2 separate regions of the Homo sapiens genome follow, and region 1 is linked to region 2. The links are chromatin contacts, found by Hi-C or POLR2A ChIA-PET in ENCODE. All regions are on one chromosome and are shown on one strand. Each heading gives the region's core, a stretch centred on a gene start or an enhancer-like site at or near the end of the contact. The rest is flanking DNA. Distances are from core to core; before and after follow the strand shown.

What was found. A loop is a pair of places that touch in the nucleus more often than their neighbours do. ChIA-PET counts read pairs that join two places held with the same protein, here RNA polymerase II (POLR2A). Pooled maps may share reads with other maps.
Region 1: a loop to region 2 is called in a map of A673, with 2.1 times the contacts of the local background. The contact joins two enhancer-like sites. A Hi-C loop is called at or near these places in 1 of 168 maps with a recorded cell type or tissue (A673) and 4 of 50 pooled maps. POLR2A ChIA-PET finds 5 or more read pairs at or near these places in 1 of 52 experiments (PC-9).

The regions. Positions count from the first base shown.
Region 1 is chr1:59,757,390-59,761,340 of GRCh38, reverse strand. FGGY (FGGY carbohydrate kinase domain containing) reads right to left here. Exons shown (of 16, transcript NM_018291.5): 15 at 3,349-3,410. Among named protein-coding and RNA genes, the nearest start is that of MIR4711, 26 kb to the right of the region's middle. Within about 2 kb of position 1,745, at least 15 of the 41 ENCODE cell types and tissues checked have a DNase peak (open chromatin) inside an H3K27ac peak, as active enhancers do.
Region 2 is chr1:59,520,197-59,523,875 of GRCh38, reverse strand. All of the region lies in intron 7 of FGGY (FGGY carbohydrate kinase domain containing), which reads right to left. Among named protein-coding and RNA genes, the nearest start is that of MIR4711, 210 kb to the left of the region's middle. Within about 2 kb of position 2,320, at least 12 of the 41 ENCODE cell types and tissues checked have a DNase peak (open chromatin) inside an H3K27ac peak, as active enhancers do.

The DNA of each region.
Region 1 (3,951 bases), core at 496-2,995, 240 kb before region 2:
TAGTAGGAGTCCCCTACCCAATATTTATTAGACTGTAAGCATTCTGGTAACGTAGGAGTTGTGACGGGGCCAAGCACAGGGTTAAAAGGCGAACTCCAAAGCCTGGGTTGGAATCTTAATGTGGCCTAACATTAGCTGTGTGACTTTGGATATGTTACTTAAACTATTTCTGCCTAAATTTCTCCATCTGTAAATGGGGATAATTATGGGATCTACTTCAGCAGAGCTGTTGTAGATTAAATGTGGAAATAAATGAAAAGCATTTAGAACAGTACCTGACTCATAATAAGTGATATAAATGCTAGTTACTAAATTTTAGATAATTAATATTTTAATATCATCAATATAGCTATATGTAGGTACTACTAAGACCTACTCTATGAGCATCCAAATTTATTAGTTGTAGAATTATTTTAGGAACAATTTGCTCCTACTAATGATGCTCTGTGACAATATAACGGTAAGGAATTCTTTCACTACATGAGATAGATTTCTTGACTTTAGAATCTCAAAATATCTAGAAGGGAGCTAAGGTGAGCACCCCTTCACACACACTTGATTTACAATGTTAATACTGACAACTTTGCCACAACTTTGTGCACTGGCCTTATTCTTTACATAGGTGGAATCATGCAGTATTTGTCTTTTTGTGGTTATCTTATTTCACTTAGAATAATATCCTCAAGGTTCACTGATGTGTGGCATGTCAGAAATTGCTTCTTTCTAAGGCTGAATAATACTCCATTGTATGCACATATCATTCTTCATTTATATGTTCATCTACTAATGAACACTTAGGTTGCTCTCATGATTTTCGCTATCATGAATAATGTTGCTGTGAACATGAATGTAGAAATATCTCTTCCATACCCTACTTTCAGTTCTTTTGGGTATATACTCAGAAATACAATTCCTGAATCACATGTTAATTCTATTCTTAATTTCTTGAAGAATGGCCATAGTGTTTTCTGCAGCAGCGATACTATGTTACATTCTCACCAACTATGCACAGAGCTTCCAATTTCTCCACATCCTTGCCAACATTTGTTGTTTTCTGTTTTAAAATAGTAGCATCCTAATGTGTGAGGTGGTACCTCACGGTAGTTTTGATTTTCCTAATAGTGCTGTTGAATACCCTATCACGTGCTTACTGGTCATTTATAAATCTTCTTTGGGGAAATATTCATTCAAGTCCTTTGCCCACTTTTGAATTGGGTTGTTTTTGCTTTTTTGTTGTTGTTGAGTTTTAGGAGTTCTTTATACATTTATATATTCTGGATATCAATCCCTTACTGGATGTATGATAAGCAAATGTTTTCTCCCATTCTGTGAGTTGCCTTTTTACTCTGTTGATAGTGTCTTTCAATGCACCAAATTTCTCAAAGCACATTTAAGTGACTCTTCCAGAGCCACATATAAATTTGGACTGAACATAATAATGCAATTTGGGGTCATCCTAAACATTTATTATTAAACTATAGTCACTAAATTACACTCTCCGTGACTGTGAATTTTAAAATCAGCTGAATCCCCTCTCTTCAAAATGTGCCTCAACTCAGTCCCTGCTTCTGTGTGGCAGAGGCCTAAGTAAATGTCGTCCCACATCGTTAACAGTGTGATCTATTAGGCAATGAGATGAGGTTGGCTCAGAAGGAAACTGGCTTCTCCTGTCTCCTTGCAAATCTCTGGGTTGCCTGCAGATGGTGCTAAAGCACCGTGTGTGCCGCCTCCTTCGCAGAGAACAGCTGCCAGCTGCCAGCTCCCAGCAAGCAGCGGAGGACTCTCTGAACACGTGGGGTTTACGGAAAAAACTTAAAAACTTCCCTGAAAAGTCTTGGGAGGGTCAGGGAAGAGATGGAGAAAGACAATCTTTCTAATTTCACAAAAAGAGGGATGCTCCAGCTGCCTCCAGGGAACAGAAACAGGGACAGCAGCCCATAGCTCCTACTGCCAGTGGGAACTCAGATCTCTCCACCTTCCTGCATGGAGCTCCCCTACGCAATGCCTGTACCTTCCACCCTGGCCTTTAGAGAAGGGTTTATATTCGGAGGGTTAGCAGCCTGACTCTATGTGGAGTTAAAGGAAATGAAAAGAAAGTGGATTGCTTTTCCATGAACATTTCCAATTCTGTTAAATACTGATCCTGCTTCAGTGGGATCTGCACATTTGCCTGTTCATCATGTTAAGTGGAATTTGCTTTTAGGTCTTAACCTCGAATACTTCCCTAAAATTATAAAAGCACTTCCACAACAGCCCCTTCATCTTCAAAATCACTACCAGCAAATTAATAGAGGTCTTTTACATCTCTAGCCTGGATTCTTGAAAAAGCCTTTTATCTGGACCCTCTATTTCTACCCTGAGCCCCCTGTACTGGATCCTTTAAGAGGGATTTTTCTGATCTGCATCTGACCAGATCTCACCACTGCTTAGAATTCAGCATCTCTGTTCTGCCTATAGGATGAGGTTGGAGGTCTTCAGCATGGCCTCCAAGGTATTTATGAGCTGACCTCCCCCTACCCAATTCTATCCTTCCCTAGTCCCACTTCCTGCCATTCCCCATCTCATACTTTGTGTTTCTGGATTATGAGTTGTTTATAGTAACCTGAATGTACTATGCTGCTCCCACTTTTATAACTGTACATGTTATTCCTTCTACTATGAATGTTCTTTCTTGCCTTGGCCTGTCTACCAATTTCTTACAAGAGCTTAAAGTTAGCTTGGACATAACCTCCTCCCAAAAGCATTCTCTCATCTCTACAGGCTCCCATCTCTTTCTTCCTTGGGCAACTTTGTCACCTGGCAATACTTCAATTGTGGAACTTATCCCGTTGTTCTAAAATAATCTTATGTGCCTAAATTAAATTGTGTTTTATTCCCCTGTAACACCTGCCTGGAGCCCAGCATAATGCCTTGAATATAGCAGGAATTCAGTAAACTAATATTTTGTTGAATTGGGATTAAAATACTGACCAATGTCATTTTTTAGCCTTTGATGCCAAGTGATACAAAGAGTAAAAGAATGAGCAGATTCTACTGGGTCCTTTGATGGAGATATAAGAGATCCCTACTTTAGAACAGAGAAGAGCAGATTTGCTGCCAATTACCTGGGAAAAAGAACATTGGTCTGAGAGTTCAGAAGCTTACATTCACCCCCAGCTCTGGCCCTACATAGTTCTGCAGCCTTAGGTAAGTGAAGGTGACATTACCTCCCTGGAACTTAGTTTTCTTAACCACAAATTAAAGGACTGGATTAGTTGACCACCTGAGTTTATTCCAGATCTATAGTTGCATGTGTGTGTGTATGTGCTCACTTCCTTAGCACTGTACATATAAAAAATACACACTTACTTTTTATCCTGTAGTCTCGGGAACACAACTTTCCCAACTTTGCTCATTTTTGCCATTGCTTCCTATTAAATGGAAAACAACATAGACAGCTGAGTTGGAAAGCGAAATCCAAAGCGAGGCTTGTCACAGGCAAAACATTCTAATTTGAATTTGCTTCCCTTTAAGATATTTGGTTAGTCCTCTTTTTTTTCAACTTACTTTTCTTTGGTAATAAGAATAAAACACAAAAATAGGAATAAAACACAGTGAACATTTAAAGTTTCAATTATGACCACACCTCCTGGGCTTAATAAATACTTGTGTATTGAGGCCTCTGGGGCATAAACAACCCAAAAGGCAAAGCAGTTCTGTGACTGCCTCCAGGGGTAAGTGGGAAGAATTATTTCCCCTCCTCACTATCTGGACACAGGGCAGAAGCAGGGAACATAACCAGCCGCTGAGTACATTGTCTACTTCCCTAAAGATAGCAATCACGGAATGGAACTCACTTCGCACCTGTACTTGAGGATAAAATATTTAAGACCTCTCCAATTCAACTTCAGCTCTTTTTCCAGCAATCTCTGAAGTTGTGAGTACATACTGAGACCTCCGGGCTGAGTCTAA
Region 2 (3,679 bases), core at 1,071-3,570:
TCCAGATGGGTCACTGCTGCCATCAGTGTCAGATGACTTCCAAGGGCAAAGAGACAGCTGATGGAACCAGTAGTGTGTTTTTAACTATCTTACTGTGTTTACCTCAAGCATTTAAATTTTTACCATCTTCAGAGAGCCAAACTCTTACATCAGAGTCATAGTACAAAGCACAGATACAGATTAGAGGTATGGAAAGGTGGGCTGGGGGGACTGCTGTTGAATGATATAACTGGAGACTAGTATGATTTTTCTATATTCAAAGAAATTTTCCTTCTTAGTTTCCCCAGATATCTATACTAGCTACAGAGTGTACTGAGGCAATGCTCAAGATGCCCATATGGAAAATTTTTAAAATTATTTCTCTTTGCTCTTTACAATGACTGATATGAATGCACAGCTAAGAGAAAACTGAAAACAAGGAAATGAACCAGGCCTGTGGAGAGATAATAAGGAAGAAGCCAGCAGTTTAGATGTGAGGCTGCCGCCTTGGGGCAATAACTAGAGATGTGTATTTTCCCACCATCAGCTGCTGATGTGCAAGACCCAAAGTAAACATTAGTGCTTAGAAACAGTATATGGATGTGAAGCACTATCTGTTGAGTTTTTGTGCCATGAAAAACAGTGGACCTGATCCTACTCTTGCAGCCAGTGACGCAAGTGCAATCTTAGACTCTGGGCCCCCAAACACACACTTTTCTAGCAGTCCGTACCTTTTGAACTTGGAGTAGGAAGTCCTCCTAACAGGTGCTTGGCAGTGTCAGAACCAGTGGCTGGATTACTGTGTGTTTTTTTGTTTTTGTTCCCCAGTTCAGCAAAGGAAAATAACAGCTCAGCTAATTTTCTCGGCCATATACTAATACAGGAGAGAATAAGTGAAACCTTCTGTTTAAAAATGGCCCCAGAATACCAGATACAGTTCTGTAGTAGATGAGATGATCAGAGCTTGTTTAAAATGAGAGGCTCTGGGCACAGAATAAGACACCTTGCTCCATTTACTAGGTACTACTTTTCCATTGTTTGATGCAAGGGTTGCACTAAAGCTGATGTGAAGACAGAGGCACACAAATAAGGGTTTGAGTCTTGGATCCAGTCTTCCTGGTCCTGTAACCTTAGGCAAATCCCTTCACCTCCTCGAAGGTCAGTTTTCCCAACCATTCGTGGGAGGTAAAAATACCTTCCCTATTCCAAGGGTAGTTTAAAAACAGCAAGTCACTACAAAAAGATTAAGATTAATCTTTGAGATTGAGATTGTAAGCATTAATTAACAAATTTAGTAAACAAAATTAACGTCAACATTAATATTGTTTATCTCTCCACCACACAACCCCAATAGCTACGCATCCCATTCCTACCCTGATCTAATAAGCCTGGCCTTATTCCCCATGATTGATGGAACCCAGACTCCTGTGCTGCTTTAAATACACTTTATTAGAGTCACTTCTCCACCCTGGGCCTCAACTTTCTCATCCATAAAATAGATCTACAAACGTCCAGAAGGATATTAAGCAGAAGCTCTATCTTCCACTATAGATACAAATATGCATTGGTGTAAGTATGGGCTAACGTAAGTAAAGGCACAAACATACCTACACACAAATAGATTCACTAGCCAGGTCAACACGGGAGAGCTCATAGGCTCTGCAATCGGTGGGTCCAGGAACCCAACTTTATAATTTATTAAAATGTAACCTTTGGCAGGTTCTTAAACCTTCATCCTTGTATGTTAAAGTCCAAAAATAATTGTAGCTCACAGTGTGGTTGTGAGCTCACAATAGTGAATAGTCAAGTACCTAGCAAAACACTTGGCACAGCATAGGTATTCAACGATTGGTAGGTGAAATAAAAATAACTGCTTTGAGCTCTTTGGAAGGAACTCGAATAGCAGGTGTTTTTATTATTTCCAGCTCTGGAGGAGATTCTTTGGAGCTTTTTGTAGATTGTGACAACAAAACAAAGAGATTTACTCAAGTGTGGCTCAGGAAAACTAAATTACCTATTTAATAACCACCAGTGAAGCTGCCTGTGGCCATTAAATGGGATATAAGGTATAAAATGGAATAACAAATCAGGAGTCATTCCCTTTTCCTAATCTGGAGACAGTGTAGTACAATGGGGCGGGGACCCTGGCTGATGAACTAGGTCACTCAGATTCTAAATTTGACTCTGAAAGTAATATGCTGGGGTAACTTTGGATGATTCACCATTGTCTGGGCCTCAGTTTTCTCATCTGCAAATTGAAGAATTTGGTATACAGAATCTTTGAGCAGCCTTTTAGTTCTAAAGCCTATGATTACTCATTATCCAAACAGGAGTGTATGTATTAAACTCAAAATATTATGGTTTCATGGCAGGTTCACAGCCATATACACTGACGTGTGGCACAAGATTTAAAAACTGGGGACACATGGGGAGCTGGCAATAGCACCAGGCCCTGGATTCTCTCGGTTTTCTTCCACAGAGTCAAAGTCTGGTCTCTCAGCTAAGGCCAGCCTTCTGCAGTCCAGAGAATCACAGCACTCCAAGAAAGCCTTGGAGCCTGGGAACAGGAAACTCAGTTATCCTTCCCCCCACGTATGCTCTCTGCCCCTCCCTCCATCACATGAGCTGTTGCCACGGCTCATGAACTGCCGAGGTCTCAGGCAGTAGTGGGTCGCATTAAACCGAACCTCAACTTAAAACAATAAACTTGCAATCCCATGAATACGTTCTTCCTCTGCCCTCTGTGATTCACATCCAGGAACTCCCAGAGTTGTCCTTGCTCTATCTGCTCAGGGACTGGCACGGTTTTCTCCTTCCAGATTCCACGGCATGACTTTATCTGCATTTCTAATCCCCCCCCACCCCCAATTTCTTGCAGACCGTCTGCCTCTTTGGATCCATATTCTCTCTCATTTTGGACAAGCTCCCTCCTGCCCCCAGCTTTTGGCCAGCGCCTGGCCTGGCTCCTGCGCAGCACGGTTCTGCTCTGGTCTGATCTGCCTACTTGGCAGAAACACATCAATACTGCTTCTGACCCCAGTGTCCTCAGTGCCAACTCATCCCCCCAGGCTGTCTCCTCTGGGTACCAGGTGACATTTTCCACACTTAGAACAAGATTCCAGGCATCCTCAGCAGGGTAGGGCATGGGAATCTATATTTTCTTAAAGTCTCCCTCACCTATATTTACCAATTCTTATTCTGGATTTTTCAAAACCCTCTTATATTTATTATCTTAATTACTAATAATAGTAATTAAATAATTACATTGATTTAGTGAAGACCAGCTATGTGGATTTCATGCTGGATGATGGGCATACAAACGTGAACATGATTTGGTGAAAAAACTGAAATAGTTGTAAAGTATTTCACAGATACAGCATAGAGAGTGATTGGTGCTTTTCTAAGAATGGATTAAATTTGGAGATGTTTCCACAAAGTAACATTTAGACTGAGTGCTGATGGATGAGTAACAAAGGAAAGGAGGTGGAATGTGCATGATGTGCTGAAAGACGGCCAAGTTGTCCCGTGTGGCTTGACTCTGAAATAGATGAGCTAGAAACCATCCTGTCCTCCCTACTCCTCAGGCTTCACTTCTATTATTTTCTTAATCTCACAACTACTTTTACTGAAGAGTCAATTTCACAAAACACATTTCAACAAAGTACTAATGTATCAGCAAAACCCTTATTGTGGGCTGCTT